Linked DNA regions of Homo sapiens: region 2 is linked to region 1. Evidence: chromatin contacts called from ENCODE Hi-C data. All regions are on one chromosome and are shown on one strand. Each heading gives the region's core, a stretch centred on a gene start or an enhancer-like site at or near the end of the contact. The rest is flanking DNA. Distances are from core to core; before and after follow the strand shown.

What was found. Hi-C counts contacts between places; a loop is a spot of excess contacts on that map. Pooled maps may share reads with other maps.
Region 2: a loop to region 1 is called in a pooled map, with 7 times the contacts of the local background. The contact joins the enhancer-like site here to the promoter of FAM199X in region 1. A Hi-C loop is called at or near these places in 3 of 50 pooled maps.

The regions. Positions count from the first base shown.
Region 1 is chrX:104,162,660-104,168,895 of GRCh38, reverse strand. FAM199X (family with sequence similarity 199, X-linked) reads right to left here and starts at 2,443. Exons shown (of 6, transcript NM_207318.4): 1 at 1,914-2,443. The coding sequence starts at 2,110. RefSeq lists an enhancer at 2,101-2,601 and a silencer at 2,166-2,655.
Region 2 is chrX:107,672,065-107,678,300 of GRCh38, reverse strand. No RefSeq gene overlaps it. Among named protein-coding and RNA genes, the nearest start is that of PRPS1, 47 kb to the right of the region's middle. RefSeq lists silencers at 937-1,056, 1,887-1,946, 5,114-5,163 and an enhancer at 4,160-4,359. Within about 2 kb of position 3,665, at least 34 of the 41 ENCODE cell types and tissues checked have a DNase peak (open chromatin) inside an H3K27ac peak, as active enhancers do.

The sequences.
Region 1 (6,236 bases), core at 1,194-3,693:
AAAAAAAAAAAAAAAAAGCAAGCAGTAACTAGGAAAAATGCTTGACTTGGAAAAACTGGGGCTTGCAAAGAACCTCCTTCTCCCCTCCTCACTGCCCCATTGAAAAACAGTCCTGACCTCACCACAGTCTTTAAGGGAAAGAAAACACAGGAAAAAACGGGGAGGAGGAAGGAACAGAACAAGTTGTAAGAAACATATTATTCTCATAACTTCACTCCCCATCACCTCTACCCAGTTTTGGCAGTACTTACCCACAGCCTCTGCCCTCACTCCCTTGCCCTCATCATCACAGCAGGATCATTCTGAAATTATTTAACTTTCCTGGGTATGTGACTTGCTCCAAGGCTGCAAAACTTAAATGCCAAATATGTACAAAGGTATTCTTTTACATTATTTTTCAACATAAATAACCCTAAGCACACTTGATTTCATGAATATGTTACATTCACATTACAGTGACATCAGGGGTTAAATAGGCTTCTGTGAGTTGGTCTAGGAAACCATAAGTTCTATTTGTAACACTGGATCAATTAGTTCTGCTCCAAGTTTAATCATTGGCTTCAAAGGAATAGTCTTGGATTTGCTTGACTAGGTTTTATGACCTTGAACTCAATCTTTTCTTTCTGGGCCTGTTTCTTCATTTTTTGCAATGACGATTTAGAGTAGTCATAATAAATTTACTGCCACTTCCTTTTGAGATGTGTTATACTGATATTCTGATTATTTAACTATAACACCTTGTTTCCATAGACTATAACTTTCATTTATGTAAGAAACATCTTTTACACATTCCTTGTATCTGGTAGAAGCTCATTCAATCTACAGACTGATTTAAGGGAAGGGAGGGGAGAAATATGCTAAAGACATTAAAATATGGAAGAATTTGATCAAACTCACATCATAAACTTGGATCAGAAGTCAGAACTAGATTTCTTAATTTATCTCCAGTATTTTCCATAGCTGAACCCCTCTCCTAGAGCCTTAACCACACACCCCCCCAGCCCTTTGTATATGTATCTCAAATATCCACCTATGTTAAAACTTGAGGCTGTATCTAGAACGTCTTCAACCCACCCCCCAAGATTTGATCTAACACGTAAATGCTTGCATGAGAGAAGTCTCCAGAACACTACCTTCTACTGAAATCAGTTAGGAGGAGATACACCCTCTGAATAAATTTGTGTAAGTCAGTCCATCCTAAGCCTTACTCTGTCTCTTCAAAGGGGAAGGAAACCAAGGGATATGTCATATGAAGGAATCCTCCAGATTTAAGCTTACCAATTTTGGCAGAGCCTAAAGCGCTAAGGCAAACAGTTAATAAAGGAGGAGGAAAAAAAGAGAGAATCGACTAGTTTCCTAGCGCTCAACTAAAAAAAAAAATGGGGTAGGGGTGGTGGCGGCGGGGGGAACAGGACTGTGAGACAGATTAAAAATAGGGAAAATGAAGCTTCTAGCTTTAAATGTTCCACCTTTCAACGCCACTTTTCAAAAGATCTATGGATTGATCTTGAGCCATCCAAATTCCTCTACAGCGTACCGGAAATGGAAGGGGTTAAACTTTTGCAGATGGATGCAAACAGGGGCGTATCTAAAAATCAAGGGTGGGGGTTTGGGATTCGTAGGGTACAGATGGGGGGAGGGAAGGGAAGCAAGGGAGGGAGAAGGTAGGGAAGGGAGGAGTCGCTATAGCCAGAATATGAATGAGGAAAAGAGAGTAAAACGCCGGTCGAAAGGAAAATAGGAGGGCAGGGGTGAAAATAGGGAGGGGGGGCAGGGAAGGAGGCCGGGAATGAGCGCTGGTCGAAAGCAGGTGGGGGAGGGGGCGACTGGAAGCGCAGCCCGGGACGAAGGATCAGGAGCGGGGGGCGACCAGAAGTGGAAAATCCACCCCTGCCCTCAGGTGCAGTTCGTACCTGTTGGTGTGGAAGCGGTGGAGCGGGTCGGTGCGATGGCAGGAGGACAGCTGGCAGCCGAAGTCGCTGATGTCCAGGCAGCCCGGCTCCTCGCTCGGGCAGGTGCCCACCCCGCGAGGAGGTCCCAGGAGTGGGAAGGGCTCCTCGGGGGTTAGAAACTTCTCGTAGGAAGTGATGGCCGAGGCCTCGTCGGACATGGTTGGAGATGGCCTGGCTCGGGCTCCCTCTCTGGCCCTGGGCTGCTCCCGCGCCCGCCCCTGCCCCCACTCTAACCTGTCCGCAGTCGCCGACGCTCCGGGGTGTGCCCGTCGCAGCTCACTGGCAGGCTGGGCGTCGCGGCCCGCTGCTGCTTGCCGGGGTGCGGGGCCGCGCGAAGAGGCTGCTCGAGGCCACAGCGGCCCACCGGCCACCCAGTTAGCGCCCCGGTGGCCTCTGCAGCTTCCGCCGCCGCCAGACTCAGCCCGTCAGCGCAGCGCCGCCGCCCGGCCCGGCCAGGCCCGCCCCGCCCACTGCGCTCGCCGCTTGCGACTGCAGCAGTCTGCCCGGCGCCCGCAAGGAGGGGAAGGGCGGCGGGAAGCCACTCCCCGTGCCCCCTGCTGGACCGGAGGAGGAACTGAACCTCCGCCCGCCGCGGCCCCAAGCGGCCCGCCCCGCCCTCTACGCATCGAATCAGGGATTCAGGCCGCTAGAAAGGCTAGGCGCCTCTGGCCAACCTCCTCCTCCGCTTTCTCACTCGTACTCGACTACTAAGCAGGAACCGCAGTCCCAGAAAAGGGACTTGGCCAAGGTCACACTGCGGGTGCGTGAGAAAACATCCAGATGCCCTGGTTCCCAGCGCACTCTTTCATTCTGTCCCAATTCAACAAGTATTTATTGAGCTCCTGCAGTGTGTGCCCAGCACCGTGCAATGAGGTGTAGGAGAAATCGTCCAAGCAGGGAAAATAGTCCCTTCCTCACCCTTGATCACCTAACTCCAAGAACCCTACGCTGCAGCCACTCGCCTACTCAGAGCTGCTGGACACGTCGTACTCTTTTGTGCTTTGCGCCTTTTGCTCATAGGCACCCTGCTTGGAATGCCCTGCCATTTCTCCCCTGCTAATCCTTCAAACTCCAGCTCAAACGTTATCTCCTCAGTGAAGCCTTCCCTGACTCCCAAAGGAGACTAAGGCACACCTGCTAATTTGCCCCCTCCCTCCCGTAGAAAATATATTATGGAGCTTAACTTGTTCAACTTGAATCAACTTGTTAGGTGTTATATAGTGTACTTTGCTGTTTATCTCATCTCTCTTCTCTATATTCTGGGCAAGTGATTCCTGTTCTTGGATGCGTAAGATTAAAAAAAAATAGAGGAAACCCCAAGATTACTAATTTCTTACTTTGCCCAAAGAAGACAATTTTTAAAACTACCTAATATTATTTTATAAAAGGAAGCACATTTTCATATAAGAGCATAATTCTTCAATAAAAGCAATTCTTTGCATTAACTATATTTATGAAGAAACTACATTGATCCTTCAGGAAAGCATAGAACTTAAATAGGCGGAAAGGAGGGGAAAAATGAAAGAAGGCAGGAGGAAGAAGAGAAAGAGGGCAGGAGAAGTGGGGGGTTGTCACTAAAACAAGCCCCATTCAGTATTAAACTCTGTGCCTTGCCCTACCAATGCAACTTATAGTGAAAACAGCTTCTCCAACGTGCCTTTAAAATGTATACATTATCTTGCTTCAGTTACTTGGTTGTTTGACTGTTGAGCATGCCGGCTTTCTTTCATTGAGATTGCAAGAAGGTGTGTTGCATTGTGTATGTGGCTTTCAAAATGAATCATTCATTAATATCTAATGAGGCTGACCAATTTAAAACTTGTGGAAGTGAGGCTGATGATGGTTTGTTCTATGGTCCCTAATGCACCAATCCCCAGGGGTCTGAGGCCAGTGAGGCTGAATGGGCCATGGCTTAGTCCCCAAAAACAAGAGACTTGATTATCCAAATGAAACAAGAGTCAAGTGCTGCATGATAATGCAGGCACTCAGGTAATAGCACCAGGAACTGTTAATAAGAAGCTAACGAAATAGTCTATTTTATTTTATTTTATTTTATATTTTTTTGAGACAGAGTCTTGCTCTGTCGCTCAGGCTAGAGTGTATTGGGGCGATCTTGGCTAACTGCAACCCCCACCTCCCGGGTTCAAGCTATTCTCCTGCCTCAGCCTCCTGAGTAGCTGGGATTACAGGCATGTGCCACGACACCTGGCTATTTTTTGTATTTTTAGTAGAGACGGGTTTTGCCATGTTTGCCAGGCTGGTTTCGAACTCCTGACCTCAAGTGATTGACCCAACTCAGTCTCCTAAAGTGCTGGGATTACAGGTGGAGCTACTGTGCCTGGTGGTCTAATTTAAATATATATACCTTTTACACATACTATAAGAGGTGGGTGTTTTTTTAAAGCGGAGTCTAATGAGAGAGTCTGTGAGGTTTCTACAAGTATGTGTTTTACTTTTGTGTTTAAGCATATTCTGAAGTATCTGTATGACCACATGATAACTAACTGCTGCCACATGATTAGGACATGTATTTGAGTTTATTTTCACAATGAATTAGCATAAGATAATACTACTTTAATTGTCATGATCCTGTGAGAAGACAAATGAGGTGCACCTCATACTTGGCATCTTCCTAAACAAATGAAGGGTTGCAGTAGTCTGAAGAGAATAAAGTGATGGGAAAGTGGAGTCAACCCCAAGACATACTTACAAGCCGAAGGCCAAGAGCATATGCTTGCCAGTCAGTAGTATGTTCACGTTTCTAGGGCAGTTTTGTTTCATCATATATACCACATTACACTGACTTTGTAAAAAAGTTTGTGCACAATTTGTAAATTTGCTTTGGTGTTACATTTGTACAAGAGCTTTATGAACATGTAGAATTTAATGTTTGTTTACATTTAAGAAATATTATAAAAAGAATTTACAGAAATGTTTGGGTGTGAGAGAATTTTTTTTAAAAAAAAAGAGGTCCCAGGCGAGGCACGGTGGCTTATGCCTGTAATCCCAGCACTTTGGGAGGCCGAGGCAGGCAGATCACCTGAGGTCAGGAGTTCAAGACCAGCCTGGCCAATATGGTGTAACACCATCTCTACTAAAAATACAAAAATTAGCTGGGCGTGGTGGTGCACACCTGTAGTCCCAGCTACTTTGGAGGCTGAGACAGGAGAGTCGCTTGAACCTGGCAGGTGGAGGTTGCAGTAAGTCTGGGCAACAGAGCAAGACTCCGTCTCAGGAAAAAAAAAAAAAAAAAAAGAGGTCCCTCCATATATTTCTCAGTGAGAAATACTGACATAGACACGGATAGCAGTACATAGAGTTGGTGCACTGTATGTATAATGTTTACTTAAATATATGGTAATAATGTATTAATACATCTTAACCAAGTTCTTAATCACTGGAGTTGATGACTGTTGGGCATCCTGCCTTCTTGTCTCACTTCGATTTGGTTTGTCCCTTGGGTGTACTTCACCTCAATGGATTTACCCAATTCATCTCTCCCTTCCATTCTCCAAGATCCTTCCTAATTTCTGTTTCTCTGAAAATGTGGGTGGGTATAGTAGTTCCTTATTTTCTCTGAAGATCTGAGCCTGAGAGCAAACCCTGGGGTAATCTGCCTTAAAGTCTTCAGATGCATAATTTACCTACCAGAGAGCTGATGGCTGCAGGAGAGACTGAGTGGTATCGAGAATTGTCAATTAACTTTTATCATTTTGTTTACCATTGGATAGAAATATACTGGACTTAACCCAATAACTGGTGATCTAACCCTTATAATTTTTTCATGTGATTGATGAGCTCGAAGTGTGTGTGTGTGTGTGTGTGTGTGTGTGTGTGTGTGTGTGTGTATTTAGCTGAGTCAAATATCACCAACAAAACCTGCTGATAAAACAAAGCTTGAATTTCTTACGTATTTTGGCAAGGAAAACCTCAACTTGCACAAAGCTTTGGCAATGTTTCAGAGGGAAATGTCTGGGCAGAATTTATTAAGAATTGGAAGTTTGATTTAAGGTGGATATTTCAATGTGGGGTCTTGATTAAGACTGGGCAAGCATCATTTTACAACAATCCAGGATTGGTGAAAGCAGCAAGATGAGGATTTTGAGGTGAGGAATTCAGAGAATTGTAGGGTGCAAACTGTTGATGCTTTCCATTGAAGAGGTGGTAGGTCTTTCAGGAAGTTCTGTGAAAGATGTAAGAATTAGATCCATTCTTTTTGTACGTGGATGTCCAGACGTTCCTACATTACTTATTGAAAAGACTATCTTTCCTCCATTATATTGC
Region 2 (6,236 bases), core at 2,416-4,915, 3.5 Mb before region 1:
GGGGAAGCAGCCACCAAGGGACTGAGCTTTCTGAGAATGTCCAGCTCCCATCCTGTCCAAAGCTGGGCTTCCCCGGGGCCACAGCCTCCACCCCAGCTGAGTTTCTGATCTCTTGGGTGGAAGGAAGGAACAAGAAGCTTAAAAAGCTCAAAAGATCACCTCCTACATAGCCCTCCTGGCAGCCCCCTCAGTCCAGCCCAGCACTGCCACCTTCGATTGCTCTCTTGCAGGCATCCACGTGCCACAGTTCACACCAACCACTGAAAACCCAAGGGGGAAGCTAATCTTTTCTTTTTTGTTTTGTTTTGTTTTTTGAGACGGAGTCTGGCTCTGTTGCTCAGGCTGGAGTACAGTGGCAGGGTCTTGGCTCACTGCAATCTCTGCCTCCTGGGCTCAAGTGATTCTCCTGCCTCAGCCTTCTGAGTAGCTGGGATTACAGGCATGCACCACTATGCCCCACTAATTTTTTGTATTTTTAGTAGAGACGGAGTTTCAAGCACGTTGGCCAGGCTGGTCTCGAACTCCTGACCTCAAGTGATCTACCCGCCTCGGCCTCCCAAAGTGTAGGGATTACAGGCGTGAGCCAGCATGCCCAGCCGGGAAAGCTATTCTTGAAAAGAGAGGGAATTCCTGAGGTTGACCCACCACCGGAGGCAGCGTTTTTTGCTCTCCAAAGTGCCCACAGGTCTCTCCAAAGGCACTTACTTCCCCTCCACCTCAGATGAGTTATGGAGAGCAAGTGTGAAAATGTCCCTGGTGCTAAATCAATTAGGATCGCCTTGGCAATCAAGTCCTTGATTTGTCAGCTTTATTTCCCAGCTTCTTCCGTACCTTCTAGGTAGAATCTCATTAACTCCTTTCCAATCTCTAGGAAAAAAGCAAGCACCTGAGAAAAAGAGGACACACACAGCTGCATTCAAGCCGCCTTCACAGAGAAAACAGGTAGTCAGTGGGGGAAAAAAATTGGCGATGTTATGCTTAAAATAGCTGGGAAATGGTAGCAGTACTTTAAAAGCAAGCCTGGCTGGGGGGCCTTTCCATTGGCCTTGCCCAGCTGTCTCCCTCCCACTCAGAACGAAATGTTCTGTCTTTTTGTGGTTGTAACCTCTTTTCACTTGGAATGACTTGCTATGTCTGGACGTTGATCAGGGCTGCTGCTCTAAGACGCTCTCACGCAATAATAAATTACCCAGTAAGCCTTGGTGTAAGATCTCCTCCCCCGCCCCCGCCCACTTTTTTCTCCTCCCCGTCCTCCTCATCCCACTGGAAAAGTCGCTGTGGTTGGTTCTTAGGCGGCTTCCAAGCCCATGCTGATCAGCATCACTTGCCTCTGGCCACCCTCCCCTGTGACCGGCAGCACATGTCGCCCCACGCGGCCCCGGCTTGGGGAGCGTAAGGCATGTGGGCCTCCATGCGGCCGCCAGACGAGGGCGGGACCGGGACGCTTCGCCCTGCCTGGGGCTCCTGGTGAGTTCCGGGTGACTGGAGTGGGGACAAGAGGCACCAGGGAAGGACGTGAGTTCTTTAGATTTTCCAAACGCCTCTGACACATGTCCTCACTCAAAGCTGCCCAAGAAAACAAAACAAGCTCCGCTAACTAGGGAGGCGGGAAAAAGTGGGGGAGGCAATGAAGGTTTGGCCTCAGAATCCCAGAACTACAGTGGGATGAGGGGTGGGCAGGGAGGAGGTGGAGAGGCAGGCAGGGCTGGCCGCCCTGGCACAGCCTTGGAAGCCAAGCTTTGGGGTTTAGAGGAGAGCAGGGGTCAAATGCCTGAGAGCCTGCCTAGGCAGGTAAGGGGAAAGGGGAAAGTGGCCAGGGTACAAGAGGGTGGTTCTCAAAATTGGCTGCAAATTATAATCACCTGGGGAGCTTTTACAAATCCGGACACCCGGGTCTCACCTTACACCAATGTTATCAGAATCCCAGGGGGTGAGACCTAGGCAGGAGTGTTTTTCTAAACTCCCCAGGTGGTTCCAATGTGCAGCTGACTCTGAAAACCAGCAGTGCAAGAGCTCGCTGCTCAGAGCTGGTCCCAAGCCCGGCAGCATGAACCACAACTGGGAGCTTGTCAGAAATGCAGAATCTTGAGCCCCAGCTGGGATCTACTGAATCAGCATTTGCATTTTAAAAATAACAGCCCTATTAAAGTATCATTCACATGCCATAAAATTCACCCTTTTAATGTGTACAATTAAGAAGTTGTTAGTATATTCAGAATGTTGTGTAACCACCACCTCTATCTGGTTCCATTTTCATCACTCCAAAAAGAAACCCCAGACCCTTTAGCAGTCAGTCCCCATTTCCCTCCCCACAGCCATGGGCAACCGCTGCTGTACTTTCTGTCTCTAAGGATTTGCTCCGTCTGGATGTCGCAATTACACACATTACGGTTTGCAAAGCACTGGCATGAAAAACCCTCTAAAACAAACGGCCCTTACTCCCTTCCCACAATCATTGCCATGCAGCCATGAGGGTCCAGAGTTGCTAGATTCTCTGCTTTTTTGCAAAAGAAGCCAATATGTGGATTTTTATGTGAAATCTTCCACTTTTTAAAAGGTTGGCAACTAATTCAAATTTATGGAAAACACTGTTCAGGCCAAACAAAACCTGCCCAAGGGCTGGATTCAGTCTGTTAGCCACCAGTTTGCAACTTCTGACAGTCACCAGGTTCTTCCCAAACCCACCCAAATCCTTTCTACTCCAGCCATAGTCTTTCTTTTTGTTCCAGTTTCCATGAGTGTGGGAAAATTACTGCTTAGTAGCCTCCTTATAAAATCTTCTCATCTTATTTCTCCCTTCTCCAAATGGACAGCCAAGCATTTCTTGAGGACCTACTATGTGCTTAGTGCTTTATATATTTTGTGAATCACTTAAATCTTCACAACAACCTTTAGGGCAAAGATTATTACCCAAGTTTTAAAGACGCAGAAACTGGAGCTCAGAGAGGTTAAGTAACTTTCCTGATGTTGCACAGCCACTAAGTGACAAAGCCTGAACTCTTTCCGCCTCACTACACTGCCTCTACTTCACCAATCTCTGCCCCGAGGCCCCATCTTTCATCTTTCTTCCTATTCTGAGCCTTTTCCCTTTTCCCCAGATGATGGACATGGCTGTCTGATGAAGACTCTAGACTGTCACAGAGCATGGTCTCAACAAGCTTAGGACCCATGTTTGCTGGGGAGAGTCTCAGCTTCAAACACTCGGGCTTGTTTCCCCATAAGTACATTCATCCTTGTCAAATATGTGTCCTGATCTTTGCTTTGGAAAATGTGGTCCACAGAAGTGAGCTGTGCTCTATTTTGACGCTGAATCTTACTCAGCTTGTGGTCAACTCCCTCCTTCACTTGGTGTTTTCCTTGTTTATTTGTGTCGAGCCAAATTATGTTGTTAGGTTTTGTCACTAACGAACCCCTTGCACTCATCCCTGCTGAATTTCACCCGGGTTTCACAGGACCTTCTTCCTCTAACCCGTCCAACTGGAAGTCCCTCCCCTCTCTGCTGTGGGTTTGGCCCCCCTCCCAACCTTCTGTCATTTTCAAGTCACTTCAGGCTTCGGAAAACTGTCTCCACCCTCCCAAAAGGTCCCATCTGGTTTCCTCCCTTCACTGCTCTGGAAACCCTACATAGGCCTCCCTGACTGGGGGAGGGAGGGCAACCTCCCTGGGAGGAGGGGCCTCCCTGAGAGGGAGTGGGGTGGGGAGGACAGGTAAAGGGAAGCAGAATCTGCTCCCCTAAATTGGTTGGGGGTGGAGGAGGATCTGGATGTGACTGGGAGTGTCTGCAGGCTGTAGCCTTTGGCTGGAACCTCTCCTAGGCCAGCTTCAGACTTAATCTGGTCCCAGGAGGGTGTCAGGGGTCCATGGACCTCTTTTTCCGATCAGAGGGATCCTTAGTCCTGGGGGACCATTTGGCAGAAGGTCCTTTAACTCAGTCCTGGCCCCTGAGTACACCCCGTTGTCTGAGCACTGCAGGCTCCCAGGCTGGTTGCTAGGTGCAGGGCTCAAACAATGTAGTGTGACAGTTCCGCAGCCCACCTCAGGGGCCTCCCCAAGCCACAAGGGTGTGGTTTGCAGTCTGGGTACATTCTGTACCCTCACTCTGGGGGCGGGTTTGTGGTTCCAAGTGCTGTGCAGCCGAGCCCCGCCCATGCCTTTCCTCTCCAGCTACAAAAACAAGCTTGACACCAAGAGGGGAGGAATTGAGAAAATAAAAAATAATAATAAAAAAAAGGCTGTTACTGTACAGCTGGTCCCTGGAGACTCCAAGGTGGCCCCGCCCCTTCCCCTTCCTCTGAAGGTTTCCCATGGGTGGAAGGCCAACAGTGTCACTGGATGTCTACTGCTGGTTCTTTCCTTCCCTTCCCATGCATTTGAATGGCTGCCTGAGCCACAGAGCAACAACCTAGAGGAGATGCCAAGCAGTGCTCTCTAGGGACTTGCTGCCACTGTCTTCCCTAGAGCCCCTGAAACAGGGCTTTCCTTTCTCTGCCAGCACTAGGCATCTCCACATTCCTCTGGCCATTGCTCTGACTGCTAGGTTCTCGGGCCTCTGCACCTTCATCGTTATTATTAGCATCGTTATATCAGCTACCACTGATTGAGGGCCTGTACGGTACTGGGTGCTTCCACCCTTTCACCATTTAATAATCACTTCATGAGGTAATCCTAGCTGATGCTTATCTCACACTTACTATTGTAAGTGCTTTGCACATCTCATTTAATCCTCAACAGTTTTGAGATGGGTCCCTGTACTGTTTTACAGCCAAGGAAACTGAAGCACAGAGAGGTTAAACACTGTGGCCAAGGTCATACTCTACTAAGTGGGAGAATCAGGATTTGAACCCAAGTCCGCTACACTTGAATCGATGATCTTTCTGCTGGACTGCCTCCATTTCCCCCCAGACAATCCTGAAAACTGGATACCTTCTATCAGTTTTTTCACTGGAGAATAGGCTAGCTAACTTGGACCTCAGAGGAGAGGACAGCTCCCTGGAGAATCTGGAAGAGGCAGGAGCGAAATTTGCTCAGTTGCAGGGATTCCCCAGGACTCCCTGGGAGTCAGGCCACACCCAGTTGCTTCTGCTGGGCTGGCGGTCTGTCTGCTCTGGAGTGGGGTGGGGTGGTGAGGTGCACACCACACACACACACACACACGCACGCACGCACGCACGCACACACGGAGGGAGGGGGGAAAGGGAGATGGGGTAGGTGAGGAAACTCACCGTCCCAGAGCTCTCTTGCCCCCTCTTCAGGCAATAAGCTCTCACTGCTGTTCCTGTCCAGGTGACCAATTTTTGCCATAGGAGGCCCTATTTTTAGACCTCAAAACCCACCACCAATGTCTGGGCTGCAAGCTCAGTGGACCAGGCTGCTGCACGGGCTGTTTTGTTTTTGTTTTCGTGGTGTTTTAAAATTTTTTACCATTTGAATCTCTTTTTTTTTTTTTTGAGATGGAGTCTCTTTCTGTCACCAGGCTGCAGTGCAGTGGCACGATCTTGGCTCACTGCAACCTCCACCTCCTGGGTTCAAGTGATTCTCCTGCCTGCCTCAGCCTCCCAAGCAGCTGGGACTACAGGCGCATGCCACCATGCCTAGCTTTTTTTTTTTTTTTTTTTTTTTTTGAGACAGAGTCTCACTCTGTTGCCCAGGCTGGAGTGCAGTGGCACGACTTCAGCTCACTGCAAGCTCCCCCTCCCAGGTTCATGCCATTCTCCTGCCTCAGCCTCCCAACTAGCTGGGACTACAGGCACCCGCCACCACGCCCAGCTAATTTTTTTTTTTTTTTTGTATTTTTAGTAGAGACGGGGTTTCACCGTGTTAGCCAGGATGGTCTTGATCTCCTGACCTCATGATCCGCCCCCCTCAGCCTCCCAAAGTGCTGGGATAACAGGCGTGAGCCACCGCGCCCAGCCTAAAAATTTTTGCCATTTGAATCATTTTTAAGTGCATAATTCAGTGACAATAAGTACATTTACATTATTCTGCAACAATTACCACTCTCCACCTCCAGAACTCTTTTCATGTTGCAAAACTCCATACCCATTAAACAATAATCCCCCCCACAAACCCGCCCCCAGAGTGAGGGTAGAGAATATACCCATTCTCCCCTCCCCCTAGCCCCTAGTAATCACCATTCTATGTTCTGTCTCTTATGAATTTGACTATTCTAGGTCCCTAATATAAGCAGAATCATGCAATATTTGTCCTTTTGTGTCTGGCTTATTCAGTTAGCATAA